Regions from separate parts of the Mus musculus genome. Here all the other regions are linked to region 1. The links are chromatin loops, found by intact Hi-C in ENCODE. Cell type or tissue: left cerebral cortex. All regions are shown on one strand. Region 1 holds the start of Cfap77 (cilia and flagella associated protein 77). Region 2 overlaps Ak8 (adenylate kinase 8). Region 3 holds the start of Gtf3c5 (general transcription factor IIIC, polypeptide 5). Region 4 has its middle 7.3 kb from the start of Barhl1.

Evidence for each region. Peaks named below come from ENCODE experiments on the same cell type or tissue, not always from the same donor. Only the 100,000 strongest peaks of a DNase experiment are listed, where the experiment ranks them.
Region 2: a loop joins it to region 1, with 12 times the contacts of the local background. A loop is called at or near these places in 35 of 42 quality-filtered maps.
Region 3: a loop joins it to region 1, with 2.2 times the contacts of the local background. A loop is called at or near these places in 2 of 42 quality-filtered maps.
Region 4: it touches region 1 in a loop (6-fold over the local background); 39 of 42 quality-filtered maps call a loop at or near these places.

Annotation. Positions count from the first base shown.
Region 1 is chr2:29,050,043-29,058,042 of GRCm38, reverse strand. It overlaps Cfap77 (cilia and flagella associated protein 77), which reads left to right and starts at 2,977. Exons shown (of 6, transcript NM_001166705.1): 1 at 2,977-3,229. The coding sequence starts at 3,035. In left cerebral cortex, CTCF peaks have their summits at 4,030 (motif pointing right) and 4,826 (motif pointing right); DNase peaks (open chromatin) are centred at 3,662, 4,041, 4,861, 4,988 and 1 more place; H3K4me3 peaks cover 574 bases.
Region 2 is chr2:28,752,224-28,760,223 of GRCm38, reverse strand. Ak8 (adenylate kinase 8) reads right to left here. Exons shown (of 13, transcript NM_001033874.2): 11 at 141-282. Among named protein-coding and RNA genes, the nearest start is that of Mir3088, 23 kb to the right of the region's middle. In left cerebral cortex, CTCF peaks have their summits at 3,831 (motif pointing left) and 4,587 (motif pointing left); DNase peaks (open chromatin) are centred at 3,820, 4,566 and 7,668.
Region 3 is chr2:28,580,605-28,588,604 of GRCm38, reverse strand. It overlaps Gtf3c5 (general transcription factor IIIC, polypeptide 5), which reads left to right and starts at 5,326. Exons shown (of 12, transcript NM_148928.3): 1 at 5,326-5,780. The coding sequence starts at 5,628. In left cerebral cortex, a CTCF peak has its summit at 3,248; DNase peaks (open chromatin) are centred at 3,240, 5,347, 5,591, 5,813 and 1 more place; H3K4me3 peaks cover 1,284 bases; H3K27ac peaks cover 1,088 bases.
Region 4 is chr2:28,919,738-28,927,737 of GRCm38, reverse strand. No RefSeq gene overlaps it. Among named protein-coding and RNA genes, the nearest start is that of Barhl1, 7.3 kb to the right of the region's middle. In left cerebral cortex, a CTCF peak has its summit at 3,653 (motif pointing left); a DNase peak (open chromatin) is centred at 3,649.

The DNA.
Region 1 (8,000 bases):
CAGCAACCACATAGTGGCTCACAACCATCCATAATGAGATCTGATGCCCTCTTCTGGTGCGTCTGAAGACAGCCACAGTGCACTTATTTATAATAATAAATAAATCTAAGAAGAAGAAAAACAAGAACACTTGTTTGCCCTTGCAGGGGACCCAGCACCCACATGGTAGCTCACAACCATCCATAACTCCAGTTCCATGGGATCCAACAACCTCTTCTGACTTCTGCAGGCTTCAGACAAGACATAGGTACATAAACACATGTGCAGGCAAAATACTCATACACATAAAGAAGTCTTTAAAAAGTTTTTATAAAGGAGCTCTGGACACTCAAAGCATCATTACACACACGTTTGTTTAGTGGGGCACTCAGGCATCAGAGGCAAATGGATCTCTGAGTTCCAGGCCAGTTTGGCTTACACTGTGAGTTCCAAGCCAGTTAGGGCTACATAGCTCTCATAATCAGTAGACATAGTGAGGACCTGGCCCTGTCCGAAAGTGCCCTTGACAGTTAATGGTTGTTGGGGACCAGGAGGACTTTATGCCTTAGTGTCAGTCACCCCCACCCATGCTTAGGTCAGCAACCCTAATTGAATTCAGTGGGGCACAAAATAAGATCTGAAAGTGGAAGAGGGACTTGCTGACAAGAAGAGGGAGTTCAGCAATTGGGGAGAGGGAGAAGGAAAAGATATGAACAAAGCTCATTATACACATGCACAAAATTATTAAATGTTTTAAGAAAAATACCCTCAAAAGAAAATGCCCTTTATGCAGGGTGAAGTCTTTAGGGTTTCCAGCAGTTTGAATGAGAATAGCCTCACCTATTTAAACACTTGCCTTCCAGTTGGTGATGATGTTTGGAGAGGTCTAGAGGTGTAGGCCTAGATGAAGTAGGCCACTCACTGGGGTTTAAAAGCCTCCTGCTATTCCCAGTGTTCTTTCCCTCTCCCTCCTGTCCCCTCCCTCCCTTCATCCTGCATGATTGGGGAGTTCAGGATGTGAGGTGTCAGCAAACTTTTCCAGCCACCATGCCTGCCTGCCACAATGGACTGTATGCCTTTAGAACCATCCAAAGGATTGTAAATATGGGCAACATCCTCAGGTTTTTATTGAATCCACTGTATTCAGTTAAAATGACATGCATATGAGTATTTTCTTTCGTATATCTTTGTATGGCATGTATGCACCTGGTGCCTCTTGGAGGCCAGGATTACTGATGGTTGTGATGCATTAACTGGGTACTGGGAATTGAACCCAGGTCCTTGGCAAGAACAGCAAGTCTTCCTCAGTCCTGAACCATTTTTCTTGTCCCCCTGCCCCCCCCCCAATTTTTGACTTTCTGGTAGGATTGAATTTTTTTTAATTAAAAAAAAATTGTGTTGTAGGTTAATAGATCCTTAAGGATAATCTCAGATGCCATTTCCAACTGGGTCTTTATATTTGTTTATTTGGTATGTGTGTGTGTTCATGTGTGCCACAGCATTCTCGTGCAATTCGGGGGACAACTTGGAATGGGTGGGATCTCTTTTCACCATATGGGTCCTGAGAAACAAACTGGGTTGTCAGGCTTAGAGGCAGGTGCCTTCACACCCCGAGCCATCTCCCCGGCCTTATTTTCAGATATTCTTACTCAGTGAACCAAACCTGATGATCTTTTTCAGTTTCCCTCCATTTGATTCCAGAGTCAGACACTATTGATCTAATCCATATTTTTTTTTTCTTTCGAGGTGGGAGGAAGTGTCCAACAGGGAAACTGGCTTGGGACCACCCACTGAATTAGCATTGACCTCAAGCCTAAGAATGCATATTTCTATTGCAGTACGACTGTGTTAGTACCATATCCCAGAGAGAGAGAGAGAGAGAGAGAGAGAGAGAGAGAGAAGAAGAAGAAGAAGAAGAAGAAGAAGAAGAAGAAGAAGGAAGAAGGAAGAAGGAGGAGGAGGAAGAAGAAGAAGAAGAAGAAGAAGAAGAAGAAGAAGAAGAAAGGAAGGAAGAAGAAGGAGGAGGAGAAGGAGGAGGAGAAAGAAGAGGAGGAGGAGGAGGAAGAGAAGAAGAAGAGAAGAAGAAAAGAAGGAGAAAAGAAGAAGAAGAAAGGAAGGAAGAAGAAGGAGGAGGAGAAGGAGGAGGAGAAAGAAGAGGAGGAGGAGGAGGAAGAGAAGAAGAAGAGAAGAAGAAAAGAAGGAGAAAAGAAGAAGAGAAGAAAAGAAGGAGAAAAGAAGAAGAAAAGAAGAAGAGAAGAAGAAGAAAAGAAGGAGAAAAGAAGAGAAGAAGAAAAAAGGAGAAAAGAAGAAGAAAAGAAGGAGAAAAGAAGAAGAAAAGAAGAAAAGAAGAAGAAAAGGAGAAAAGAAGAAGAAAAGAAGAAGAAGGAGAAGGAGGAGGAGGAGGAGGAGGAGGAGGAGAAGAAGAAGAAGAAGAAGAAGAAGAAGAAGAAGAAGAAGGAAGAAGAAGAAGAAGAAGAAGAAGAAGAAGAAGAAGAAGAAGAAGAAGAAGAAGAAGAAGAAGAAGGAAGAAGAAGAAGAAGAAGAAGAAAAGATTCCCTTGGGAGGGAACTGTAACTAGAGTAGGGTAGTTAGAGGGTGGAAGCCAAGGATAAGTGATCCTCTAAAACCTCTTCTCTTTTAACACAACCTAGATTTGATTCTTGGGTTTTTCTATGTTGATTTGAGACAGGTCTAAAAGGTCTCTGTGGTTGCTAAGAATTTCTAGAAAGAAAACCGGAAGCTCTTGAGCTGTTGGCGTCTTGTCACCAAGGAGACGGGACGTTCCATTTTTCCGAAAGGGGTAGTGTAGACACTCTTCCCTCTCTCAGTCTGCTGCGAGGTGCCCAAATCACTCCGAAGAACTGGCGGGGTTTAAGCTTTGGACAGAGGCTCCGCAGGTGGGCGCGCTCTGCTCCGGAGCCTGCCTTGCCGCGAGGTGCACCCCAGGGTCCCCGTGGTGCAGCCCGGAGCGCGCGCTCGCTCGGGGCTGGAGTCCTCAGACAGCGCAGAACTCTGTGGGCTTTGCAGCCAAGGTCTAATCCCGGAGGCCCCTGGGATGCCTGATCCGGCGAAACCCGGGAAAGACCTCACGGCATGGAAAAAGAAGAAGCAGCCCGTGCATCGCACGGTCAGCCAGATCTGCCCGCCGCCCCGACGGCCGCTGACGGTGGTCGACATCCGTACGGGCATGGAGAACGAAAGGCTGGGGGTCGTGCGTGACTCCATGTTTCAGAACCCGCTCATCGTCAAGGTGAGCGCCTGGGCACGATCATCCCCTCCGCGGGCACCGACGCCGCCGATGGGTTCCAGCTGCTGAACTCTCGGGACCCGGGGCCCAGGGTTTGGGCGCAGTGTAGGAAACTTGCTCTGGGTGAAACAGGCCTCCTGGACCCTCTGCAGTCGTAGCCAGTCCAGGAACCTCAGTGTCCTCAAGTGGCACACGTTAGCGGGGTCTTTCCCCACTACTGGGAAAGACTATGGATAGGGCAATCTCTACCGGGCTCGTACCCACAGGGTGACAGACAGGTCTCAGGCACCCATCCATGCCCTTGCCACCCAAGATCCATCTTCCCCAGCACCTCTGGTCTACTATGCAGCAGGTGCTCTGGGACTGACTGTCGGGAAAGTATCACAACACCATCTTAAGTGTGCTGGGGGTGTGAGATTCAAAGCCCTCTAGGAGGCGTGGCTGGCACTTGCGTGGGAGCAGCGTTTATAGACAGATCACTTTCCCTTTCGGTGCTGGTCCTCCGCACTTTTGTCTGTTTTCCTGTCTGGCTAAAAACTACACTTGGGCCGGGCGTGGTGGGGCACGCCTTTAATCCCAGCACTTGGGAGGCAGAGGCAGGCGGATTTTTGAGTTCGATACCAGCCTGGTCTACAAAGTGAGCTCCAGGACAGCCAGGGCTATAGAAAAACCCTGTCTCGAAAAACAAAAACAAAAACAAAACCCAAAAAAAACCTACACGTGGCCGTGGCTCTGCCTCTTTAGGCGCCGGGAGACCGAAAAAGTAAAGTTGAAGTTTAGTGGCGCAAATTTATCTTGTGCCGCTAGAGGGCAGTGTGCTTCTAAAAATTGACCTCGGTTTCCAGGTTCCATAGAGGTATGGGCATGCTGATGGGTTCTTTGACTATAGGCAGACCTATATTGTTAGACCTTTCTGGGCTAATTAATGCTCCCAGGAGGACAGAAGCTAGATACAGGGAACCCATGAAGCAGCATCCTTAGCACTGGCCCCTCTGAGATGTTTCCACAGTGGAACAAGTTTTGCTTACTTCTTGGATTCCTGATCTTAGCAGGTACCTGGGACAGAGAGTTGGAATTCACTGCCTTAGGCCAAGGAGGAAATCAAGGCCTATCAGTGCCTATCAATGGGTGTCCTGATAAAATTCCAACAGTGCTTTTATCTATCTATCTATCTATCTATCTATCTCCCAAATGCTGCCCTCTCCCGACCCCTGTCCTCCCTCGAAGAGTTCCTCTCTCTTCCCCTCCCCTCTGAGAGGGCAGTCCCCCCTCCGTATCTCCCTGCCCTGGTGCATCAAGTCCAACATTGCTTTAATCAGGTGTCACTAGTGTGCAGCTCCTTATATGAGAGGAAGGGCATTATAGAGTCACTTCCACAGTGAATTCTTGTGTAACGTTCACTCCAGGTGGCACATATATAACTGCATGCACTTGTATATATATAGGCCACACATGTGTTATATATTGCTCACTATATGTTTAGCATTTGTATGTAGGTGTATAAACTACAATGTGTGTAAATACAATATGTGAATGCCGCCCCCCTTCCCCTTTGCCTTCTCCCTGGTTAATCAAGGGCAGCATTTGGCCTGTAGGTGGCGCTAACTTAACAGCCTCCAGGAGGAATTCCATCCTTGTTTCTAGAGCTGGAGTTTAGAATGATCATGTTTTTAAAAATATGAGTGATGATTGCTCCACCAGTGGGGTTCTGTTTTCAGGCTGTCCTGGTCCCTGGTGACCAATGGCAGGGGCCACATCCTGATGCGCTTTGGTGACAGGGCTTGGGACACTCTGGTACAAGTGGCACCAGGGGGCAGTCTTTTCCTCCAATTGTTTTTGGTGTTTGAAACTCAGCTAACTGTTAGGATGATGATGTCCGCATTCAGTATTTACCCCTTCCTGTAAGATCTTCCGTCAAAACTCAGCCTGTATAAAAGTTGCCAGAGAGAGAATGTGAAAAAGAAGCCAGCTTCTCCCTGTTGCAGATACTCCTTATAAACCAGTGCATGGGGAAATGTCTGCAAGGCTTTGACGCCAGTTTCTGACAGAGCTGGCTTAAAAGCCACGCCTAAAAGCCCAGCACAACTTTCTCTATGTGAAAAAACAAATTGAATTCTGAAACACGGGGTGGGGGAGACTTAAAGAAAATGGAAATATTACAAGTAGTTAGGGGTTTAGAACATCAAAAAATATGTATACAGTTCTGTCATTTTGATTGAGTTTGATTTATAGGTTCCTTTAAGGGGGTGCCAGTTTTGCTGGCCCCACTGTTGGGGTGAATAGCTTCCTCATCATGTGGGTGCTCTTGGGTCTGAGTGTCTTTGGGGAAATACTGGGAACTGAGGTGTATTTTAGCCTTGTCTGTTCCTGGGCCTAAAGAAGTACATCTCTATGAGAGGAATCCATCACCCTAGAAATATTGACTCTCCTCATGGATAGGTCCCATGATTGTTTGTTTCTTCTCCCTCCCCCCTCCTCTTCTTCCCCTTCCTCCCCCTCTTCCTCCTCTCCCTCCTCCTCTTCTTCTTCCTCTTTCATTTTCTACTTCAAATACAGAGACACTGGCTGAAGAAACCTAACCCCAGTATTTTCTACCCGTGGAATTTACCAGACTGTATCTGCATCAGTTATTCAAAACCATGACTTCATGAAGCCACGGCAACCAGAGGAAAAGGAGAAACCTCAGGTTTGCTAGCAGGTGTTTTATCTATAAACACTCAGCAGCTGGTCTCGTCCTGAAACCCAAGCCAACTGCTGATTTAATGGCAATTAATTGAGTCAAGATGGTGTTTTATGCAACCACAAAAAATAATGTAAATAGTTTTCATTGGCAAGGGCTTCTCCATTGTCAAGTGCTGTGCAGCCAGCCAGCTTTCCTTCCGCGAAACTCTCTGGGAAGCCTAAAATTAAATTGAGAAAGAACCCAGCTTCTCATTTCCCTAGAATCCTGAGACTCAACATAGAATCCTGCCACAATAGCCTTCGAGGCTCCCTCACAAAACCTGTCAGAGCATACCCTTCCCGCCGCAGCAACTTGGCTGATATCCTGTCAATACAATTACGGGGAGAGACGGCACAGTTTGCTCCACTGACAGCTTTGAGTCTTCTGTCGCCCCAGAGAGGCAGGCTGCAGTACAGGGGTGGGATTGACTGAATCCAGCACCCTCGGAACGTACAAATGATCAGGGCACCTGATTTTTTTCATAATTTATTACCGACTTTGTTTTTTTGTTCCTGTGGGGGTTTATGTCACAAATAAGAAGATCGTACATTTGTAAAATAAAGTCATAGAATCAAGCATTTGAGGCTAGTAGGAAGTTTGCTGACATCAAATGTATCTCCTTTTGGGAGGCTTAGGTAGGCCTTCAGCCAGGGCAAGGCACTCATCCTGGGGTGCTCATGTGTCCTGGTATCTGGTCTCCTGACTTACAATCTCATGTTATTTTGGCCACAAGCCATGACTAATTAATCAAGGGCCACCCAGGTTTGTCACATGCCATATAACAGGCAGTCGGAAGTGTTTACAAACGAATCAGATCCCAGCATCCTCTCAGTCAGCATCCCTGCAGAAGTGATCAATACTTTCTTAGGACTTGACAAGAGTCAAGAACTAACTTCTTAAGTGTTTATTAGATGCCTAGAGCCATCCTAAGCTGGGCCGGGGGGGGGGGGCATAGAAACAGGTTCAAAACTCAGCCCCTGCCCACAGGGACTTTACTTAGAGTTTAGCTGGAGAGATGAGATACACACATAGATACGAAGGTACACATAGAATCATACATACAGGCATAGAGGCACACAGAGATACAAACAGGTACACACACGTGACAAAACACAGGCACACATACAAAATAAGTCAAGCAATGTAACAGGTCACCTCCTCTTGAGTTTTTCAGTGAACTACAAGCCTAGAACATTCAGTTTTGGGGACAGGGAGCCTGAGGTCGGTCCATGTCATGGGTGAGGAGCCTGGAGAAGCCAGCCCTCTGTGGAAAGATGTGCCACCCCTGCGGAGATTCTGAGCATTAGGGGCTGTTCACTTCAACTCAAGTTCTAGTTCATAAGACTCGGGGCTGCGCTGAGTTATCATTACCAGCACGGGGAAGTGTTTATCCAGAGCAAGTGTGTTCAAATTGGATGCTCTACAAAGCCAGGCAGGCGCACCATGCCCACTAATAGCCTAACGCCTCTAATAAATATTAATGCTGGCGGGCATAAGCACAGAGACAGAGATGGGCATTAAGAAGGCAGACCGTCCAAAGCCGGTTGCACAAAGATACCCATGTTTTCATTACATGGTGGGAAAAGACTGTGTGTGGTTTGTCTGCCAAAGAGAATATGGCTGTGGTCGCTCGGGTCCTTTACATTCAATTACAGTGTAATAGGAGGAAATGAAATGTTAGAGACGAATTAAAAACTATCCTTGTGGTACAGCCTGGGCGAGATGCACTGCTGTGGTTTATCCATCCTTGTTTTCTCAGTTTCTCCCTCCCCCCTCCCCCCCTCCCCTCCCCTCCTCCCCTCTCCTCCTCCCCCTCCTCCTTCCACTCCCTCCTTTCCCTCTTCCCTCCTCATCCTTATCTTCTCCTCTTTCCCTCCTCCCTCTCCCAACTACTCATTCTTCTAGTCTCTAACTGCATGTGTATTTACATGTGTGCACACATGTGTTCATGTTTGTGTGTGTATGTGCAGAGGCCAGAAGTCAACTTCAGGTGTTTGTTTCTCAGAAGCCATCCACCTTGGGTTTTTGCTTTTTTTTTTTTTTTTAAGATTT
Region 2 (8,000 bases), 300 kb after region 1:
ACCTGTCAGTGTTCACAGGGCAAAGGGAGTTGGACGCAGGAGATGGGGTGACACAGTCTGCTACCGTGCACCAGAAACAATGGCACCCGTCACCTGAGCCTCCATGTGATGGGGCTGGGGCTCTGCGGGAGGCAGCTCACCTGTTGGGATTGTAGCCCATGGAGTTCAGCATCCGGGCCTGGTCCAGGTCTCTTGGGAAGCCGTGCAGCACCCACCCTTTCTGGATGCAATCTTGTTGCTCCATTCGATCAGCCAGAACTTTGGTGATGATACTGTCTGGAACTGCAGAGGGAGACAGATAAGAGAGCATCCTGTAGCATTCTGACCTTCCTGGGCCACACACTGGGCTACTGCAAGGGCAGCTTTAGGGAGAGCCCCCTTGGAACCTCTGTGGTCCAACAACAAGAGTTCACCTTTCAGACCTTAAGACACCATCCTCCATCTTGGTCTGTAACGGCAGCTAAAGCAAGATCCCATGAACTGAGAAACACAGCGGGGAGGAGAGTTTGGCTCTTAGATCTGGAAGCTAAGAGGCAAAGCTTAGGGCAAACTGCTGTCTGAAGAGGGCGCTTTCTAGCTGAGAGGCTCCCTGCTGGTTCTTGAATAATGGACACTCTGTGGGATGTTGATAGAGTATTTTAGCACAGGCTTAAGTCTGAGGATCAAGACAAACAGAGATGTTCAGAAGAAAGACCACTGAGAGTATGCCTTTGGGCTTCTCAGAGATCCTGCTGCAAAGACAGACAGACCCAAGTGTGGTGGGCGAGGCCTCCTGAGTAGAGGGATCTCTTATTTACTATTTACCTATAATTCATTGTGTGTATGGGTGTTTTGTCTGCGTTGTCTTTGGTGCACCACATGCATGTCTGGTTCCCTCAGAGGTCAGAAGAGGGTGTGCTGAGTTACAGATGATTGTGAGTCAAGTGTGGAAGCTGGGAACCAAACCTGGATCCTGTGCAAGAGCAGCCGATGTCTTCAGCCACTGACATCTTTCCAGCCCTGAGTCTCTTTATCAAGGGATGCACATGGAGGTCAGAAAAGAATTATATGGAGTCATGTCTCTCCTAGTACCTGGGTGTGGGTCCTGGGGTTGAAGTCAGCTTGTCAAGCTTCCTTGACGTGGCACACACTTTTAGCTACATCCTCATGATGTAATTAGCCCTTGAGGTCTTATCTCCTCCCACCACCATCTTAGTCAGCATATAAATTTGGAGGGGGGGGCCCACAGGATTGGGGCCATGGCAAATGCTTCTCATGGGAGCACTCCAGGCCCTGTGTTTTAATTTCCACCCAATAGTATTGAGGTTCTGTCCCACTGGCCTCAGTGGATTAGAGTTCACCAGCAACCCCTCTGGGCTCACGAAGAGCTTCCCGTTTTCTCTGTGTGAACCTGATCTCTCTCCAGAATCACTGCTCCACTTAAACCTGGAGACTGAAACAAGTCCCCAGCACAGGGAGAAATGAGAAGCCTGTTTACATTGCTGCAAGTGACATTTTCCTGAAACTCATACCTCTCTTCCTAGACTCATTAAATGTTCCATGTTGCTAATGTTCTGCGTCCTGGCAATTTGCAAGGCATCGCCTGCGCTTTGCACTCATTTCCCCAGAAATACTCGGTAAATATTACTGCTGTTTGCCATGGATGTGGGCCCCGAGCGGGGGGATGCTTGGCTGTTTCTCCAGAAGCTTCTGCAAGGTTCCCCTTTCACCAAACATCCGTGGTCCAGCAAATGGCCCTAGAGGACACCCTGAAGCCTCGCAAGGCCCCACAGGCTGACAGTGAACCAGAGGCCTTCACTGCCATGACCATTTGCTGGGTGCTGCCCTGCCTCAACCCACCAACTGCACTCCAAGGGCTGTGCATCTCCCTCGATTAGGGGCTTTCCAGCCAGTACAGTGGCGCACACCTTTATTCCCTGCACATGGGAGGCAGAGGCAGATGGATCTCAGTGGGTTCAAGACCATCCTATGAAGGGAGACTCTGTCTCAAACAAAAGCCCCTGGCTATCCATTCCGAGCTTTAATAGGGTAGCAGCTTGCCCTGCCATGATCTCTCTCAAGGCTCAATAGGAATCCACTTAAAGGTTTGGCTTTCTGTTTGGTTTTGGTTTGTGTTTTTAGTTCATAATTCCAGGTCGCAAACCATTATACCAGGGAAGTCAAGGCAGGAACTTGAAGTAGCTGGTCACAGCGCAACCACAAGGGGCGGGGGGAGGTTGTCACGGTGTGCACACTTGTGTGAGTGCATGGATGTCACCACGAATGTGGGTCTTGGTCTTCTACTTTGACAGGACTTTTTTCTTCACTGCTTGTACTGTTCCCATGATCTCAGCACACTGGCGACTATCCCCAAAGAATTCCTGCCCTCTCCCCTCCCCCCCCCCCCCCCGCTCCTTCCTGAGTCAGGGTCTCACTATGTAACTAACAAACATCGATGAGCTTCCTTCTCGCCTTCCTGCCTCTGCCCTCTAAGTGCCAGGAATACCAGAGTCCATCATCATAGCTGGTTTACGTTGTGCCGGGGATTGGCTCCACGTCCTCATATATGCTTCATGTAGGCACACCCTACGCATGTCCCTAGTCTCGTGTGCTATCTCTCTAAAAGAGGAAGCTTCTATCGGCAGGAGGTTCCACTGGCCACTGTGAACTTGTTCCATGGGACAGATTCTCCCAGAAGGCTGTCCTTAGGTCCCTCAGGTGGCCCCCACATGAGGGGCAGCCCCACACCTGGGTGACTCCTGACTTCTTGTTTAACCAGCTTGGGAAGTTCTGCCAGGAGGCTGGCGTGATGGGGGTTTACCCAGACCTGCCCATCTTGGATTATTCTGGCCAGGTCTAGCATCCCTGTACAACACAGAGCATTGAAAAATTTAGAGTTTCCGAGGAGCTACAGAGCCAAGGTGTGCGGCCATCCTTTCCCATGGGAGTCTTAGTGTAGTGCACTTGGGGTCTCCTCTGGGGCATGGGCTGTGCTGTCTCAGGTGGCCTGAGATGAAGGGAGCCAGGAAGACTGCTGGCAGAGAACAAGAGGCAGACCCTTCAGGACACTGCCTCTGGGCCACTGCCCTGCCCCCATTCAGCCAGCAGACAGGTAGGGTCTGGGTGTGGAGGGGAGAATCCTGAAAACCCCAAATATGGCCCAAGAATCTGTAGAAGGCTTGTAGGTACCTCTGTGTGCCTCAGCTTCACACCTGTCTCGTTGCCTGCAGGCTACTGGCATGCTGGCCCAAGCCCACACGTTCCAACGCATTGTGAGCTCAGCAGCCACAGGCTCTCCAGACCAGATTGCACTGAGCTGCTCGGCTGCAAGTTTAAAATCCCCTTGATACCAGGCACATTTATCCTTCATCCTCTTCTCTCAGAGATTTCTCTCAGTCTAAAGTCGTTCACCATTAAGTTAGATGCCTCAGGCTTGATTTCCAAGCTTGACAGTTAACATATTACCCTTCATGCCAGCCACTGCCAAGGGCTAGTTCCCCAGAACGTCCTGTCAACGGAGGTTAGCAGAGTGCAAGACGTGAGTGGTCTATTAGTCCAGGACATCACACCAGGCGGTATTAGCTGGCTGGGGTTTGTTGGTTGGCTTTTTGTTTTTCGTTTCTTTTCTAGGCCATTAAAATCTCAGTTCGCTGATCCTGGGTGTGGGTGTGCTTGACATGGGGTTGCTGAGCTGCCTTCGGGCCCAGAAGGGCACCTACCAATACCCAGGGGCTCTGGGCAGCCTCTGGTCTTGAGTTAGGGGCTTGAGGTTAAACTCTCTACTTACATCCCGCTTCCTGCAAGTATCAACTTCCAGGGTGTTAGCAGACCACAGTGCCCCCTGCAGTCCATTCTACCAGGAAGCCAAGGTCTCCACATTCTGTGAGTCTCTTAACTTCCCTGGGCCTCAGAAAGAGCTTCACAGACTTACTTCAAATGCCTAGTCACACCTTCCTTACAACCCTCACTCCACCTGTACCCAGGGACCCCCGGCCCTCCACACACCCCTCCCCAGCACCCACTCCTGGCCCTCCACACACCCCTCATCTTTTCTTCAACCCTCACTCCTGTAATCTCTTTCCTCCCTCAGCTCTTCTTGGAACACTGTAGATGCCGGTGTCTAGGTTCAAGGAAGCCATCCAAAATAGGGCTCCCTCCTCCTGTACTCTGCTCCCTGGGTCTCCACTCTGTCCCCCCCACAGTCACCAAGAGACCTCCAGGTAGTCGGATAGGGAGAGCTAACGACAACAGCAGCAGCAGCAACAAGGACCATGGAGAGGAGAGGGCTGTTTTTAGTTTGACTTCCAGTCCATATACCAGAATGCTCCAGAGAGGGAAAGTGCTAGATGCCTTCCCAGGCTTAGCCTGGGTCTTGGGAATCTTTAAATCTTGTTCAAGTAAACGAAAGAAGAGCAGCCATTTCCTTATGATGCTGCCTCTGGCACTGATGACCTGAAAATCCTCTCTATAATGTCACCAGAATCAAGACTGGCATGTGAGCCCGAAGGTGATCTGTGGTGAGTCAGAAATACCCGGACCCAGCGCCTGGTATTTCTGGTAAAGGTGCTGTTTGTTTATTATGCACTGCCACCTACTGGCGAATTTTGGTTACTGCACCTGGGTGAGAGCCTACAGCTACAGGGTTTCCAAAACTGCAAGGGAGGTTAGAAGATACCTGGGTTGCTCCACCTGCTGCACCCTGCAGTTGCACACGGACAAAAGTCTTTAGGTCTCCCTGGCTACATATCCTAGACCAGCCCGACTTGCCAGGTCTCAGACACCAGGTGCAAGTTTAGATTCTAAAGCCTTTTACTTTTTGAATAGTGCAAACCAATTTTTACAAAATTATGGGTTTTATTATGCCTTCTTCATCAGTGCATAGTGGCCTAGCCACACCCATCAGTGTATCTTCTGCTGGCCCCCCTTCCCAAACAGTCTGACTGATTCTACTTTCAAAAATGAATCTGCAGTCCACATATGAGAGAGGAGGAGTCTATATTTATCTTTCTGGGTCTGGCTTATTTACCACAAGAATCTCCAGCAAATCTGTTTTCCAGCAAATGGCACAATTTCTTCTGCCAGAGGCCTCTATTCCCACATCTATGTTCCCTAACAATGAACCAACCTGCTTGGAAGGCAGCAGCTGCAGGGAATGCCAATGCTTTCCTATCCAGACCGGCACGTCAGCCTTGATCTCTGTGGATTCTGGAGTCTACCCTGGTTCTCACTCCTTACATCCTGCCACTACTTTTTATCAGTCCCTGCTCTGTGATGCCTTCTTACATGACACCGCATGGTGCTGGTGCTGATACAGCCAGAGCTGGGGGATGTCTCAGTTTGTCTCTGTCTTCTATAATTTCATGCAGCCCAACATAAGACTTGGGAACATGCTCAGTTGGCCACACCGTGCACTCGGACTCAGCGGCTAGTCTTACCCCACTTTACCTCCCCCCTCTCCCTTTCCCTCTGTCTCCCTTTTTAAGATTTATTTATTTATTTTATGTATATGAGTACATTATTACTGCCTTCAGACACACCAGAGGAGGGCTTCAAATCCCACTACAGATGGTTAGGAGCTACCATGTGGTTGCTGGGATTTGAACTCAGGACCTCTGGAAGAGCAGTCAGTGCTCTTAACTGCTGAGCCATCTCTCCAGCCCCCACTTCACATTTTTAATGGTCCCTGAGAGGATCTGAGAAAGTGAGACCAGGTCGACCAGTGTGTGTGTGTGTCCACACTGTGCTAGGGGAAGCTAATCACAGCATAGGAAGGTTGGAGGAGCCTGAAGTTAGTACATGTGTAAGAAACAGAGCCAGCCACATAGGACTACAGGGAGAGATGCCTGGCTAGTCCCACATGTCCCATGCTTATCACACCCAAGGCACAGAGCATACCGATGAGAGACCTGGGTTGGGCATGCTAGCCCCAGCAAAGACATATGGAAGAGGCCCAGGGGTTGAAGAGCCAGAAGCAAGACTCTGAAGACCAGCCAGCAGTCTTCAGGAATTGACATGTCGGCTAACCCCAAGGCAGGACAGTGTGGAGGCCAGCCCTCCATGGGGGCCCTATTCCACAGCCTCATGCTAAATCAAGACAGTGATAAACTAGCCTCCATCTTAGGCCATTGTGGGCCAGCTTACCACACGGTAACAGACCACGAGGGTATCAGGCTGCTCCTGGTTACTATAGAGACCAGGCATCCAAAACAGGTGGCTGTCACAGGAAAAGAACAAGATATCCAAAATGCATCCACAAGGGGTGGCTACATGGCTTGGTGGGTAAGGTGCTTGCTGTGCAAGTGTGAGGACCTAGGTTCACATCCCAGCATCCACATAAAAGTGTGAGTAGCGGTGCACATCTGTGAGTCGCAGACAGGATGGATCTCTGAAGCTCGCTGGCCAGCCAGTCTAGCCTAACTGGTAAGTTTCAGGATCAGTGACTGAGGAAGACACTCAACATTGACCTCTGACCTCCAGAGGTGCAGGACATCAAATGCATCTGTATTCATATCACCACCACAATAGCGATGACCCTGTCACTACACGGCAGGGTAGTGAGTGGGACCTGGGCATCACTGGGCTTCACATCCAACTGTTGTGCAGTCACCGTTTTGTTCTTTCTCATTTAGAAAGAGGCAGCAGAGGGTAACATCTGGGTGCTGGGGGTCAGAGGGTCAGGGGGCCAGGGGTCAGGGGGTTATGGGGTCAGGAGGTCAGAGGGTCAGGTTCTGTCCCCAGCATAGGGGCTGCATCATCTGTGTCCACTCTCTTGTTCACAGATATCAGCTGATCTGTCCTTGTGAGCATGCTGGTGCTGGACACTGAGGCCTTGCCTACCCAGCCCCACCCACGAGCAGACACAGGCAGGTAAATGCTTAGGTCTCTGGGAGGAGACAGAAGTTGAAGGTCAAAGTCAGGGCGGGCGAGGGTAGGGATGGAGTCCCTTCTCCTCAGTCCCAGCCCCTGGATCCCTGCGCGTGGCTGCGATGACCTCTCTGTTCTCAGGCCCCACGCTCCTCAGCTCCAGCCTGGCCAGGTCCCTCTGCACTCAGTGATTTCTGTCACCCACTGCCCCTTGCTGCCACAATGGCACTCCCCGAGCAATACAGACAAGTGTGGAGTTGCAGGCTCCCAGGGCTGGCTGGTGCTGAGCTCCTTAGCTGCCCCCTGTGCCCCTGAGCTGGGTTTGTAGGTAAGGAGGCCTCAGCAGCTCAGGCTTCAGGGGCCCCCCCTCGAGAACCATGCAACGATGCTTCCATCAGCTGGGGACACTCCCAGAGGAAAAGGGGCTTCCAGCCACCCCTGCCTTTGGGAAGGCCTGAGAGTGGCTTGACTGCAGCACCAGCCACGCCAGGGGCTACCCAGATGCTACAGCGGGGCTTCCTGCCGGGAGAGGCAGGCTGGGCTTCTAGGGAAAACCTGTCCAGGGCAATTTCACAGCTGAGAGCCTCGCAGTTTCATGTCTCTCTGAGGTCTCTTCCCCACCCCTTGCCCCCCTCCCTCCCCAAAGAGGAGATGCTTCCAGAAACTCTGGTCAGAGCAGAGGCGGCGGACACTTTGCATGTCTGGGGTCTCCGTGGACTGCCTAGAAATGTCTGGGTTTGTTTTGTTATCCACTGGATACCTGATACACAGCAAGCAGGCTTGGAGTCTGCGGGAAATCTGGGATGGGTGCCAAGCAGCAGGGGCAGCGAGCTGTCTGGCATCTTGTTCCTGCTTGCACTCAGGAATGGAGAATCTCCAGCTACCTCAGTTTCCCCCACTGGACTACTCACGTAACAGAAAATGTCTTGGCTCGTGGTGGCAAGGTGACATTGGTGACACTGGATGTCATTTTGATCACGTAGAAAGACAGTGTGCACTTTGCAAGGAAAGTCTAGTAACCACAAATGAGCAACTGGGCTTCCAAGAGGCACAACCTGTTGAGGGCAGGGGTTGGGGGTGGTGACACACACATGTACTGACCCCTTTATAGACCCATCCTCACTAACAGGCCCTTGGACCCTCAAAATGCAAGCAGC
Region 3 (8,000 bases), 470 kb after region 1:
GAACCTGGAGGCCAGGTCCACCCCAGTAGGTAAAATAAGCACCTCAGCCCCTTGCTGTGGGTCTGAATCTTAAATAATTGTCCTTTTTCATTACATTATCTATTTATTGCATGTGTGTGTGTGTGTGTGTGTGTGTGTGTGTGTGTGTGTGTGTGTGTGCGCGCGCGCGCGCTCGTGTATGTGCACTCACACAGTTGTACCAAGGAACACATGAAGAGGTCAGAGGACAATTTTCAACAGTTGGTTCTAACCTTCCACTACATGAGTTTAGGGATGGAACTCAGGTCTTCAAATTTAGCAATGAGTGCCTTTACCAGTGAGCAATTTCACCGGTGTGTCTGAGAACATGCATTCTTTTCAAACATTTCCCAGAACACATCTTCAGACAGAATCTATGCTGAACACAAAACAAATCCAGACAAACTGCAAGGAACATAGTCAAAGGGGTATGTTGTGTGATCTCAATGGAATTAGGCCAAAAGTTTATAAATATCATTTAAAAAATAGCCATATTTTGGCTGGTGGATGATAGACTTATAAAGGAACTTCTATATTTTTTTAAAAAATCAGCTAGGTGGTGGCGCACGCCTTTAATCCCAGCACTTGGGAGGCAGAGGCAGGTGGATTTCTGAGTTTGAGGCCAGCCTGGTCTACAGAGTGAGTTCCAAGACAGCCAGAGCTACACAGAGAAACCTTGTGTTGAAAAACCAAAAAAGCAAAAGCAAAACAAAACCACAGAGAATGTTAGAAATGTTTGCAAATGAGGGACGAGAAAGGAGGAGAAGAGAATGGATCTGAAAAGCATTTGTTCCTTTGATCACACTTAAGTAGACTAATGGAATAAAGTCTCTAAAAGAATCTATAAAAGATCTTCATGAATTTAGAGATAAAAGATTTCTTAGGACACCTTGAAATGAACTATAGCCACAAAAGAAAAAACAAGTTACATTTTAGTCAGACATTATACTAATTAAGTACTACAGAGTTTTGTCCCACAGAAGCCGAAACCCTCACCAAAAGCCAACAGTGAGCATGCTAGGGGCGTGGCTCAGCTGTAAAGTGCTTGCCTAGCCTGGTCCCCAGGACCGACCGCCAAACCGGGATTGCTGTTGAGGGAGAAAAGCTAAGGGTTTCTGGGGTTCTGGTCCAATGCAGATTTGATGCTTTAGACCCATGGTGGGGGTGTCTAGTGGGGCACAATCTGTTCCCTGAATGGCGAGGAAGTGGATGAGAGGAGGAGGAGGCTGGAACCCCACTAATCACCTCCCAGGGTGTATCTCCTAGAACACCTTCCACTGGACTCAAATCACTTCCCAGTAACAACAAGCTGGGGTCTTATCATTTAACAGGGGGCCTTGGAGTTGAGCACATCTTTAGTCCCAGACAAAGAGGCAGACAGATCTCTGTGAACTGGAGGCCAGGTCTACATAGTGAGTTTCAAGACATCCAGGGCTACACAGAGAGACCCTGTCTCAAAAACAAAACAAAACAAAACATAAATGAACATATAGCCTTGGGGGTTTTCCAGATTCAGACCACAGCAATGGAAGGGCAGAGAGCTTGTTACCTTGGTCTGTGCTTGGCTGTGCTTGGCTGCACTTGCTTTTTTTTGGTTTTGTTTTAGTTTTAGTTTAGTTTAGTTTTGTTTTTTTGAAGGCAGGGAGGAGATCGACTCTTCTTGCTGGCTGACCTCAGATTATAAAGCAAAGGATGACGTTGATCCTCTGACCTTCATCTTCATCTCCCAGTGTTGGGATTACAGATGTGCACCACCACACCTGGCTTACTTTTACATTGAATTTTTATTTATTAGATTTGCTATTTTATGTGTATGGGTGTTTCACCTGCTTGTGTGTCTGTGTGCCTTGTATGTGCCTGGAGCCCTTGGAAGTCAGAAGAGGGCACTGGATTCCTAAACCTGGTGCTGCACATGGTTGTGAGCCACTAGATGGATGATGGGAACTGAACCTGGGTCCTCTTCAAGAGCAGCAAGTACTCTTAGCTGAAGAACCACCTCTCCAGCCCCAATGTTTGTTTGTTTGTTTGGTAAGCAAGGAGTGTGAGAGCAGAGGTCTAACAGTTGGTTCTCTTCTTCCACTGAGTGGGTCTCCAGTGGAACTTTGATTGGCAAGACTTGCGTGGAAAGAAAGCCCTTGCCCATGGAGCCATCTTAGCCATCAAATAAGGCCTACCTTATTTTCTGAGACAGGGTCTTTCTGAGACTGTGTTTTGTATTCATGGCTGGTCAACAAAGCTGCTGAAATGACTTGTCTCTGCCCACGCCCAGTGCAAAGGTAACAGGTGAGTTTTGTTTTGTTTTTAACATGGATGCAGGGGGTCTGAACTCAGGACCTCATGTTTGTACTTCCCGAGGACTTTGCCCAGTGAGCCAGCTGATGGGATTTCCCACAGGATGGATTATGGCTCTGGAAGTCAAGAGGACTTCCATACCTTTGGTCCTGCACTTTCAGGTCACAACATCAGTAATTTGTCATGGACTTGGATGGGGCAAGTGTTCCTGGAAGCCATCCCTACAGAAAATGAGCATCAGTCATTTCTCTGCACACAGAAGTGACTGCAAGCCACACCCACACATCCTATTCTGTCTTACTGCATTCCCAGCTCACTCCCCCTCAGCCAAGCCCCCCATACTCCTCAGACTCCCAGCAAAGGGTGACCGAGGACAGCATGGCTGGAAAGGGACAGATGTACTAACCAAATGCAGTTTAAAACATGCTCCCACGTGAGCATAGTGATACAGAGCCTCCCAAGGCCTTCAGGAAGCCTATGTGTACTGAGGGGCTGTGCTGTTTACATTTCACTAGCTTTCCATATGTCTTGGCTAGGCAGCATTTTGGAAATATTTAACTAGGCAACATAAACTATATCTACGAACAAGCTCTGAAACCTGGTCTTGTTCATGGTTCCATTTTGCTTTGGAATGACAAGCTGACCGGGAAGGACAATGCCCAGTGACATGGTTTGTTCTTTTTGGAAGAGAAGCCTGTGAAAGACTCCATTGTCGGTCATTGTCATCCAATGATGAGACCCTGAACATGTGTATAAGTGGGCACAGATGGAGCAGATGGACAGCAAGAATACTGGCCCTGGGACTAGCATAAGCCTTTCAGGGGGCTCCTGAACTCAGGAGACCTCAGGCTTGAACTGGGGTTTCTTAGTGCAGCAACTTCTCCATCTTCCAGGATGTCATGACCACTTACCGCCAGCAGATGGAGGGCTTGCCCATGTGAATGTTCTGTCGCCATCTGATGGCCAAAAGGAAACATTACACTTCTCATCCAGTCCAAGGAGACTCAACGCCTAGCAAGGGAATATTAAAGAAAGCACCTACTATGTGCACTGTGGACTGACCTTGAGAATACAATGAGTTATACCGCATCTCTGTTGAAGCTCAGAAAAATATTTTCCAAAGATTTCCTTTTCACTAGTTGATAAAAGGCTAGTACTTTCCCCACTCCTGGTTCCTCCAAAGGCACACTGCCAACAATATTCAGCGTTCTGCAAAGCCCTGGATAGGAGTGTTATGCTGCTTGCCTGACGATGCTTTCCTGTGGATTTAGGCTCTGCTACACAGCCAGCATCCCCTTTCCATTGCCTTGGGTCATCTCAGGGGCTAGGACATCTGCCCTTCTCCAAGTCTATGTATCAGGAGCAGGACCTGAGATTTGCGAGCACATTTAGACAGCTAAGGCCCAGAACGTCCTTGGTCCTAGAGCAGTGGCTGAAGGGGTGTTGGTCACCAAACTAGTGCGCCCCAGTTCTGAGCCTTGTAAAATTCACCTTGTGTGCCAGGGCCTGTTGGAAAACTGAATCTGAAGAGGCTGGATGCAGAAAGATGGGTAAATGCCATGGGCTTGATTTTTCCTCAACGTTATCTTTTCTAGGTGTAATGGTAGGTGGGAGGGAGCCTAGAGATGGGACTCAACACCTTGAACAGTAAGCACCTCTTCCATCACTGAACAGCGTCTCAGCCTCCAATTCCTTTGCTAGTTGTTCTTGCTACTCAATGTGAGTTCTAGAAGGACAGGCTTTCTGATTCATCATCCACTCCCCACAGACCCAGGCATGCAGGAGACTGCATTTCCTAAATGCTAAATGTGTGGACACTGCTTTCATTAGCTGCCTGATCCTTTTGGCTCTTCTCAGCTTCCAGTCTGAAGGGTCTGATTAGATAGGTAAGTTTTTGTTTGTGAGGGTCTGTGCGCCAGATCTGGCTTGGATCCCAGGCAGGACCAAGTCTCTTTCTCTCAGAAGCTTGGCCTGAGGACCTCAGGTTGGTCCTTGTCTTTGTCTCCCCTCCTGCCCTTCTCCGTGGTTCCTGTTCACATACGGACATGCCTCTCTAGAATGAGATTGATTCAGTGTTCTGTGGCCACGTGTCGATCTAGGCCTGGATTGAATGAGTCATGAAAGTGTCGCCTCATTCATTCACTGGCTCACAACATCTTTAGTGAATGTATACTCTGTGTCTACCCCCGTGTTCAGGTCTGAGAGGTCCGCAGCAAAGCAATACTTACCTTTAGGAAGCTGCCAACACAGTAAAGCAAGGCCAGCATTAAGCAAATAAGGCTGTGCTCCCCGATGTGTGCGTCTGAGTGCCGAGTGCACCAAGGAAATCAGCAGACTAGGTTTAGGTTATCATGGTGGATCCCCAGGGGAGATAAAGCCTATACATAAACCTAAGTGATGAAGAGAAGCTGACAGCTAGGTGGTGGGGGGAAAGAGGGGTGAGGGTCCCGCTGAGAACAGGAACAACGTGAGATCGCTTTCTAAGATCATGTTTATATCATAAGGAGAAGAGATGACAGCTGAATATTGAGAGTGTTGCTACATTGGATGAGGGGTTTACCGAGGCTCCATGTAGCTTAGAAGCAGCTTTGTAGGTTCAGGAACCGAACTTCTTCTCATTCAGAGGTAGAAGCACCGAGTTCAGCAGACTTACCTATCTAATCAGACCCTCACAGAACCAACAGGTGAGTAGCCTATGTTGCAAATTTTGCTAAGCATGCTGTGCGTACATCCTAATATGGGATGCGATGTGCATCTAATATTTTACTGTCATCTCTGCAAGATGACAACAAAGGCTTTGAAGCTTGTGTATTAAACTCACAGAGGTGTGATGATAAGAAGTTATCAATTTGTTAATTTACAGTTGCACTCAGCCCTAAATACATGCACACAGGAGCAAGGCTAAGAGGACTCAGTGGACTGCTTTTTCTTTGACAGCCGAAAACCAGCTCAGGGATGAGAGGCGGGCCAGAGGACGCCTGGGGCACGTCTTCAAGCTCTCATTGGACGGGATATCCGGAAAAACCCGGTCGAATCCTGGCTTGTCTTGGTTGGGTCGGCTGGTGGGATACGCCCTCGTCTCGCCCCTTTGTCCAACCCTCTTCATTTTAAATTAAAAAGCCCCCAGTTCTGTGTGGTGTAGCAAAATAAACAGTTGCGGCGACGCACTTCTTCCTGGAGGCCTTCGAGTCTCCATGATTTAAGGAGACGAGAAAGGTAAGGAGGACCGGAACAATTCCTTCGCGGAACCTTTGAGGTGAGGCCTCGCGGAGCCATTTGAGAACGGACCGCGGCGGGCTGGAACCAGACTAGTAGGCATGGCGGCGGCGGAGCCGGATGCGGACCCGAAGGCCGCCATCCCTGTGGACCTGCGGCGGGAACGGCGCTTGGTGTGCGTGGAGTACCCGGGCGTAGTACGTAACGAGGCCAAGATGCTACAGACCCTGGGCGGCGAGGAAAGCGTCTCTCGAGTAAGGAGCTGGGAAACTCCGGGACCGCGGGAAAGGAATCGTGTCTACTGAATGGGCGGGACCACCGGGCGGGAGAGCGGTTTCCGTGGCAACGGAGAGTTTAGGCAAGCTCTAGGACCTGTTGTGAACTAGGCGGTATTTTCTTTCTGTCCCCAAATGTGAGTAGCATGCTTGGCATCTATCCCAGGACAGTGAGCTGCTCTGACCTTATTGCTCTCGGCAGAAAACCGAGGCACGGGAGGAAAGAGAACTTTTCCACCACCTGTAGTTGAAACTAAAAGTGACACAATTCGCCGGCGTTGTATTATGTGGTTAGCACGTACAAAGTGCTCTCCCGCCCCCCCTTGGTTTTTTCGAGACAGGGTTTCTCTGTGTAGCCCAGGCTGACCTCGAACTCAGAAATCCGCCTGCCTCTGCTTCCCAAGTGCTGGGATTAAAGGCGTGTGCCACCACTGCCCGGCTTTTTTTTTTTTTTTTTCCTGAGACAGGGTTTCTCTTACAGCCCTGGCTGTACTGGAACTCTGTAGACCAGGCTGGCCTCGAACTAGAAATCCGCCTGCCTCTGCCTCCCGAGTGCTGGGATTAAAGGCGTGCGCCACCACGGGCCGGCATTTTTTAATTTTTATTTATTTATTTTTTAACATGCCACAGTCCTTTCAATCCCCAGGGCCGGAACTGACAACATCTGCATTTTACAAGTAAACAGGCCACATAACCACACAACAAGTAGTGGACCTAAAGTGATGCTCTGTGGAATCTTGGAATTGTTTCTTTAGAAATGATTTCCCTGAACATCTTAGCATAAGCAGATTCTGGCTCCTTCCGTTGATAATTCCACTCAGATTTCAGTTTGATACATGTATTACCTGTTCATGTATTACATTTATTACTTGGCCCTGGGGCTGTAAACCGAGCTAGGATCTCTCTTGTTTACCTCTGTACTAATATCTGTACAGATTCCCCATTTTATAAAAATTTATCAAGTATTTGGTTAAGTCCTAATGAAGCTGGGCAGTAGTGACCCACACCTTTAATCCCAGCATTACAGAGGCAGAGGCAGGTGGATCTTTGAGTTTAAGGCCAGCCTGGTCTACAGATCAAGTTCCAGGACAGCATGAGCTAACAAAGAAACTCTGTCTCAAAAGAACAAACAACAAAACGTCCTAATAATATCCTAGTGAACTAGATACTATTTTTCTTTCCTTTTTCCAGATAAGGGGGCAGGTAAGAAAGGCTAAGCCAGACATTGCTACTGGTATGACAGGAAAATGAATTCCAGCACAAATACAGTCTGAGCTGCTGCTCCACTTTTTTATGGGTGTGGATAAGAACTGATGGATGTTATGATATTGAGAGAATCCTTGTTCTCCCTTACCCCAGGGTTGCCTGATATAGACAGTCTTCCATTCTTACATTTTTCTTGGGTTTCTGAAGTCGTCCTAATGTGTCAGGCCATGGCTGGGCTCATCCCTGCTCTGGTAGGTCAGAACTGTGCGTTTTATGAGAAGGGTGCCTGAGGAATGAGGCTGCCGTTTTCAAGATTCTAACCTTATTTTTAGTTGTGTATCCAGGTGATTGTGAAAGCCAGAAGAGGGCGTTGGACCACTTAGTGCTGTGATTACAGGTGGTTGTGCACTATATCCAATGTTTGGGTGCTGGGAACTGAACTCCAGTCTGGAAACAGCTCCTAACTTGTGAGTCATCTCTCCAGCCCTCAGGCTTCTTTTAACTTTCATGTTTTCCCTAACTTGCTACTGAGCGCTTCCTGAAGGCCCCTATCCTGAGTACTGGGAGTCAGGAGTTAAACTTATGGGTGGCCAGTGGATTGCGCCAGTACACACTCTCTGTTCACACACACACAGCTGACACTCACTGCATGCCTCTTACCAAATGTGGGGCAAGCATCTGTTCACATGTAGGTGTTAGTACTTACCAGGAGTTAGGCACCACTGTTTTAATTTAATACTCGTAACAGTATCATATATGAGGTGGACACTATTCAGTGGGAGGGTGGGGGGTTGTTTGTTTCTTTTTTCTTTAAGAAGAAGGAACTGGGGCCTTGAAGGCTATTGGTAATAATAAGCAATGACTGCCAGAGACTATCAATTGAGTCCTGGAGCAGGTGGGTAGTTTTTGGCTTGGTTGGCCCTACCTTAGTCAGTCTGAAAGCTTCTGTCTATTCAGTAGTAAACAGGACAGTAACCCTGCCTGTGGTGTGGC
Region 4 (8,000 bases), 130 kb after region 1:
CCAGAAAGATAGTCCTACATTGTAACACAGCCCTTTGCCACAGGGACCTACTTTTTTCTTTATAAGAACCCTGACCCCCCCCCTTTTGTTACACAACACAACTCTTGTCTTCCCCCAGTTTTCCTCTGCCTAGAAACCACCATCCTCCTCAAAATTCTCTTTTCCTCCTCCTCCTCTCCTCCCCCCTTTCTCTCTTCTTCCTTTTCTCTTTCCATGTTCACCCCCTCCTCCTCTTCCAGGAAATACACTCTGCCTCTTTGCAAGTCTTACTTTACATGATATATCAAAAATACAAGGCAATTCTTAAAAAAAAAAAAAAAAAAAAAAAAAGCCAGGCTAAGAGTCAATTTCACGGCCCTGCCTATGCCTGTTTTTTTTGTTGTTGTTGTTTTTTTTTTTTTTCTTTTTCTTTTCCAGCAGAAAGTGTAGCACCAGCAGGCTTTGAAAGCACTCATTTCTTATTCCAAACATGAGTTTTAATTGCCCTTCTGGGAATGACTGGGGTCTCGACACGGCAGGATTCTCTCTCTGGGATGGTTCATTACTCAGGGCCAGGCCCCGCCCTCAGTGCTGTGGCCCTGTCAATCAGGCAGACCAGCATGGACTTCTTAAGGCCACTTGGATGGGGCTCATCCTTCCAAAGGAGAAGGCCTTGTGCTGGGCAGGTGGCTAGGTCCCAGCTATGGGACATCTCAAGTACCTTGAATCACACCTTTCTCCGGTGTCTTTGGCTTCTCTCCACAAATTACAAAGGAATTTATTTTAAATATAGAAAGATGCCTTGCCCTCTTCTCCTTGTGTCTTTATTTGAAAGCACACTGTAACAGGAATGAACTGATGTGCAATGTGGATGTTGCTACCCGGAACCTTTCGAGGTAAGCGAACCTCGACATTATGTCCACAGAGCCCTTCCTCAGGCCAGTTTTTAAGGCCCCAAGAGCTTGTCTTAGTCACTGTTCTATTGCTGGGAAGAGACACCATGACAACAGCAACTCTTATAAAGGCAAGCATTTCACTGGGGCTGGCTTACACTTTCGGAGGTTTAGTCCAGTATCTTCAGGGCAGGAAGCATGGTAACATGCATGCAAGCATGGTGCTGGAGAAGGAGCTGAGAATTCACAGGCAGCAAGAAGAGAGAGCCCCTGGGCCACATTTGAGGATTTGACTCCCCAAAGCCCACCCCCAGTGACACACTTCCTCCAAAAAGGCCACAACTCTTACTCCCTGTTAAACAGTGCCACTCCCTAATGACCAAGCATTCAAATATCTGAGCCTGTGGGGGCCATTCCTATTCAAACCACCACCAAGCCCCAGGCAACTTGAGGTTCTCAGGACTCATCTGTGCCCCTGCCTGGCTGATGCCTGGATAGGGAGCCTGGCATTCATTTCTTTCTAACCAACCCCACATACACAGAACTGTTTTCCCACAAACTTGCTTCCCCCTCAGTCTTCCCAGGTCATAAGTGACGCCATGCACCCAAGTACTAAAGCTCAAACCTTCCCTGGCTCAGGTCCCTTTATCTGTCACATCTAACCCACCACAAGACTCTGGGAGGTAGTTCAGTTGGTAGAGTGCTTGTTCAGCCCCAGGTTCCATGCCCAGCATGGCATAAACCCAGGATAGAGGCATACACCTATAACCCTAGCTCTTGGACATAGAGGCATGAGGGCCAAGGTAACATAGTAACCTTGAGCTGTGTGGGACATGGTCTCAGAAAATGTAGCCATAGTGGTGCACTGCTTTAATCCCAGCACTCAGGAGGCACAGGCAAGAGGATCTCTGTGAGTTCGAGGTCAGCCTGGTCTACAGAGTGAGTTCCAGGATAGCCAGGCATATATATAGTGAAGCCCTCTCTCAAAACAAAACAAAACAGAAAATAGGTGCGTGGGACTCGCCAGGATCTCATGGATGCTGCCCGAAAAGCCGAACCCAGCAGCCCTGTCTTTCAAGCTCTGCTCCCTGCATCTGAGTTGCTTCCCAGCTCAAAACAGTTCAGTAGGCTCCCCCACCCAACCCCCACTTCCCAGCTCCTTACAAGCCTTGTTCTAGAGCAGACTTTCAAAGTTTGTGGCTTCTGAAGGAAGAGGCCAAGGCCCAGCAGGTGAGGTCCCCAGGCCCAGTACAGAGTAAGACCTACCTGAGGTAGGGACTTCCTACCTGATCCCTGAGTTACCTCCCATCTCTGGCCCCTTCTCGTTCCCCTCTGGTTATGCTCACTTCTGCCTCAGGCTTAAAGTCTGCTTTCTTCTCTGCATGCTGCACTGAAGGTCCATGCTGTCACCTGACTCTTCCTTGTCTTTCAGATCTACCGGAGTCCCTCCTCCAACAGCCCCAGGTAAATTCACACCAGCCTGTGTGAATTCTCTGTAGCACACGACCCCCACTCCAGTTTCTTCACTGCCTTACTGTCTGTCTTCCCTCCAGAGGGACCCTACCCCTGCCATCAGGGATCTCAGACCTCAGAGCCGAATCCCAGGGCTGGGCACCTGGTAGGTGTTGAGGGCTATCTGCATAGTACCCACTGATTGGAGATCCTGTGGGCCTGGATGGTTGCTGAAACACCAATCTAAATAGGTCTATACATCATCTATACACACATATAAGCAGTACATATACATGCACACATATACTCACATGCAACACACACACACACACACCTGTACTGTAGCCCATTAGCAGCCACACACTGTCCCCCTTGGGAACCTGGCTCAGTGAGGCTATGATGAACCCTACATCACCTATGGACTTGAACCCTGTTCTCATTCCCAGAGAGAAACAAATCTCCTGACTCATTTGGCTAAAGCCATCCTGAGTCCCTGAGCCTGGTGGCGATGCAGAGGTGAGCCAGAGGGGATTCACTACAGCGCTAGCAAATCAGGTCACTGTGGCTAAGAGTGTGAGGCTGGCTTGATCTGGAGCAAGTGTCTTAACCCCTGAGCCTGGGTGTGAGGCAGGATCCTGATCCATCATAGCTGAGTTGGCAAGACCTTAAAGAACTCGTAGATAGCAATCATGTGATAAACTTCACAAACATGAGTTTTGGTTTTCTTGCGCTAAACCATACTCGGGTGAGTGAGATGATAGTCCCATATTTAAAGGGACTAATAGGGAAAGGAAAAGATATTTGGGATTGAGCCATCTTTTAGCAAGAGGATTGGCTGTATTGAGAGCCAGAGAATTTTCCAAATCACTCCCCCCCCCCCAATAAAATAAAAACCCTGGGCTTTGGACTACCAAGGAGAGGGTTAGTCTTCCTGTGGTACTGAGAGCAGCTCAGTACCAGGAGGTCTCCAGTACCGGGCTGGGGCAGATCTACCCGAGTCCCTCCTCCAACAGCCCCAGGTAAATTCACACCAGCCTGTGTGAATTCTCTGTAGCACACGACCCCACTCCAGTTTCTTCACTGCCTTACTGTCTGTCTTCCCTCCAGAGGGACCCTACCCCTGCCATCAGGGATCTCAGACCTCAGAGCCAAATCCCAAGGCTGGGCACACTCTGAAGTGTCTTCTTTGTTTTATTTGTTTGATTGTCCTGTGCCAGTTGTAGTGCCTGTGACAACTGCCTGGGTGCTGTCCCCATGGGTCATGCTCGGCTGCATCGCCAGATCTCCATGATCTCAGTGTAGACCCTCAGCTCCTTGTCCTACAGCGCCACCCTCTGGAGAGCCAGAGGCAGACCATGGAGATTCCTGGCCCTGCATCTTGATTCTTCTAAGCTCATCAATTATTTGAGCCTATACAAAGCCCCACATCTGGGTCTGGTCTAATTTCACTGCTTCAAGTATCCTGTCACATTAGCCAGAGCCCTGCCCCCACCCGAGCCTGGCTGTGGTTTGGATGCAGTTGCCTGCCCCCTGTTGATCTAGGATAGAGAGGCCCTGAAGGCTTCAGCCTACACTGACTGGGGATTCGTTTTGTTAACTTCGCAAACCTTCCTCTACCACAACCCCTCAACAGTTTCACAGGTGGCAAATACATGTTCCAAAGACACTAGAACCCAGGTCTAGGGAGATGGTATAGTCAAAAATTGCTTGCCTTGCTAGAATAAGGACTTGCTTCCTCTTCCTCCTCCTCCTCCTCTTAGTGCTCCTCCTCCTCCTCCTCCTCTTCCTCCTCCTCCCTCTTGACAGTGTCTCACTATGTAGCTTTGTCCTAGAACTTGATAAATAGACTAGGATGGCCTCAAACTCAGAGATCTGACTCCCTTCACCTCCCAAGTGCTTGGATTAAGGTGTGTGTGCCAGCACAAGAGCCAACGTGCCCTCCACCTTCTAACCCCAGTGTTGAGGATGTGAATCCAGGTGGGTCCCTGGAGCTTGCAGGCCAGACACCTACCCTACTTGGCCAGCTTCACCAGTCCAGTGGTGGATGACTCCCGAGAAACATCATCTGAGTTTAATCTCTGAGATGATCCCTCCTAAGACACAGGCACACACACACAGGCACACAGGCACGAATGCACACACGTGCGCATGTGCACACTCATAGGCACACACACATACAGACAGGCACACACACAAATACACAGGTGCACACACACAGTACACACATGGAAATAGAACTAACTGAGTAAGGGTAGACTACATATACTTTTAGAACCTGTCACTAAAATGACTTCTCAACTAGGGATGTACACAAATGGGGAGAACTTAGCTTTCCATCCATCCAAGGTCCTCCTCCAGTAGTGCTGGGTGAGTACAGGTGTCATGAAGGTATACCTGGAGCCCCTATTTTGGCTATCCCCAACATCACCAGTTAGAATTCAGGAGCATTCTTCCTCCCCTTGGTTTCTTGGCCCTGGTGCATATACACAGTCTCTAGGAGACACAGGAAGGAATGAGGTCTGCGTCCACCCTGGACTGCTTACAGTTTTTTGCTTTACCTTCTGAGGTGTGGGTAGGTGATGCCAAGCTGATCAGGAAGGGCAGGAAGGGCCAGGCCTGTGGTCTCAGAGTGTTAAGGGGGAGCCCTGAAGGAAGGACTTACAAAGAACGAAGAGGTCAGGGAACCACCTGGAGCCTTCAAGGGAAGCTGTGGGGGTTGGAGTTCCACTCAGCAGCACGGCCAGAAGGGACCTCAAGCATGCGGGGTCCCATCTCCTCTTGTGCTGAGCCCCTGCTGCCTGCAGTCTAGTTTCTAAATCCACTAGCACAACTCATATTCCTGACCTCCAATAACTCGAGAATAGTTTTTTCCTTGAGACAAGGTCTCATGTAGCTCAGGCTGGCCTTGACCCCTCTATTTAACCAAGAGTAAGGAACTGAATTCCTGCCTCGCCTGCCTCCATTCCCCCAGTGCTAAGATTACCACCATACCCAGTTTTACCTGGTGCTGGGGATCAAGCCCAGGGCTTGGAGCCTGCTAGGCAAGCACTCTACCAAACTGAACTGCAGCCCCATTGCCCAGATAACATTCTTGTCCAGAAGGAAGGAAAGCCACTTCTGAAATAAAACTTTTTTAGCAAAGGATTGTCTAGAAGCAGGGTTATCAGCGGGGTGTGTGCCACTTGCCTGAGACACTTCCAGTTTCTGGAGGAGACCTTAGGTCCAGAGAAGGCTGGTTCTTTTTCCAAGTTAGGGGTGCGGCTCAGTGGTAAAGCTCTTGCCTGACCTGACATTCATGAGATTCTGGGTTCAATCCTAAGTATCATACTACATTTAAAAAAAACACCCAACTTGAAAGCTGAGCATGCCATACCTTTAATCCCAGCACTCAGGAGGCAGAGGCAGGGGGATCTCTGTGAGTTCAAGGATAGCCAGATCTATGTAGTGAAACCCTGTCTCAAAAACCACTTGGTATTTTTTTCCTGAGAAGGCCTGCAGGGACTTCTGTTCAGGCTTGGACTTGCTGTCCTCTGCCCCCGTGCACTGGGGCAACGGTATGTCCCTCTCTACCCAGTCCTGGCTCAGCATTCTTAATCTGCTCGTTCTAGCAGCTCAACTAGTGCTGGGTTTGAGGGGTGCAGAGCAAGCAGCCCCTGCTCTGGTGCAGAGGAGGGCCCACACTGTGGCACACTGCTGTCTGTCTTCAGCCCAGCACCTTCTCTTTCCCATATCCTTGTGGACCAATTTCCTTTCTTCATTTCCTTTCCTGGGAAAAAGTCTTTGATGCTTGGGCTAATCATGAAGGAGAAAGAAAACACGCATGCGGGGATGGGGGCGAAACAAAACAAAACAAAACAGACAACTTCAGTGAGCTCCCCTCAAACCCCACCCAGAGCCTTGCCCATAAGAGGCAAACAATCTGCCACTGAGCTATGTCCCCAGCCCTAGGTGAGCTTTTCATTCAGGCTCCTCACGTTGCACGCAGGGAAATGACAGACTTGAACCTACGGTGGGAAATCTACGAAGTGCACGTGCGTGTACGTGTGCGTGTGTGTATGTGTGTGTGGGTGCGTTTCCATGTATGCATGCTTGAGCATGGGCTAGGATTTGAACCCAGGGCCTCACTACCAATTCACTACCAGCTCTGTGTTATGAAGGAGATTTAGATAGACATGCAAGAATGGGTCCCTGGGTGACACCCTGAGACTTGATGGCATCTGGCATGAAGCATAGATTTTATGGATGGATGGATGGAAGGAAGGAAAGAAGGAAGGAAGGGAGGGAGGGAGGGCAAGAATGCTTCTTCTTAGGCTGGAGAGATGGCTCAGTGGTTAAGAGCACTGAATGCTCTTCCGAAGGTCCGGAGTTCAAATCCCAGCAACCACATGGTGGCTCACAACCATTCATAATGAGATCTGATACCCTCTTCTGGTGTGTCTGAAGACAGCGACAGTGTACTTTATATATAATAATAATAAATCTTTTAAAATAAAAAAAAGAAAAAGAATGTTTCTCCTTCTGGTTTCAGGGGCTCCCCAGGGCTTTGACCTAAACAAGCACAAAGAATTGGGAGCAGCCTGGCCTCGAGGCTGCTGTTTGTCCAGAGCCTTTTGGACCCATCTGCCTGAGAGCACAGAGATGCCCCAGGCCTAAACTGCACCCCCAATCGTCCACCCTAAGAACTGGCTTTGGTAGGAAGGTCCTGAGCAAAGGAGTAGCTGGTGTCTCCCGGGGCTGGGGAGCCGAGCCTGGGGCTCTAGTCTGCAGGCAAGAACAGTTCTTGTTATTATTAGTTGTGGTATTATGATTGGCACAGTATAGCTATTCTCCAGGATCAGAACCAAGTGCAGAGATGCCTCTGAAGGACCACAGGAAGTGGGCATCAGGAGCCTCATTTTATAGATGGAAAGACAAAAGAAAATGAAAGTTAGAAAAACAAACAAACAAACAAAGCTCAGAAAGCAACCTGTTTTTTTGTGAAAGGTGACGTTTCTTAGGGTCCTAGAAAAGAGCTTCAAGAGAGGCAGGTACAAAGTTTAAGGGAATGCCAAAATAACCCAGCAACCATGACAATATTTAAAATAAAATCATGTAAAAAAAAAAAAAAAGGAAAACCCAAGCTGAATTAAACACATATCTTTTTTTTTTTTTTTTTTTTGGTTTTTAGGTTTTGGTTTTGGTTTTGGGGGGGTTGTTTTGTTTTGTTTGGTTTTTTGTTTTGTTTTGTTTTTTGAGGCAGGGTCTCTCTGTGTAGCCCTGGCTGTCCTAGAACTCACTCTGTAGACCAGGCTGGCCTTGAACTCAGAAATCCCCCTGCCTCTGCCTCCCAAATGCTGGGGTTAAAGGCATGCACCACCACTGTCCGGCAAATACATATCTTAAATGAAGATGTGCCAAGGTCATTAGGTCCCAGTCTGGGATTCAATCCCTCTGGCAGGTTCTTGAGTGAATATTCAGAATCACCTGGCCCTGTTCTTTAAGTGACCCAAAGCTTGAAGGATGGCCCTTTGTATATATTAGCACAGACCTCGGAGACATCCTGAAAGACACAGAGACTTCTCTGTATGGCTCAGCCTACAGAGCCAGGCAAGCAGGAAGAGCAGAACCGAGCCTGTGTGCAATTCCAGGGCTGAATGTGGTGCCTGCCGGGAAAGAGAGGGGGTGGGGAACTGGAAA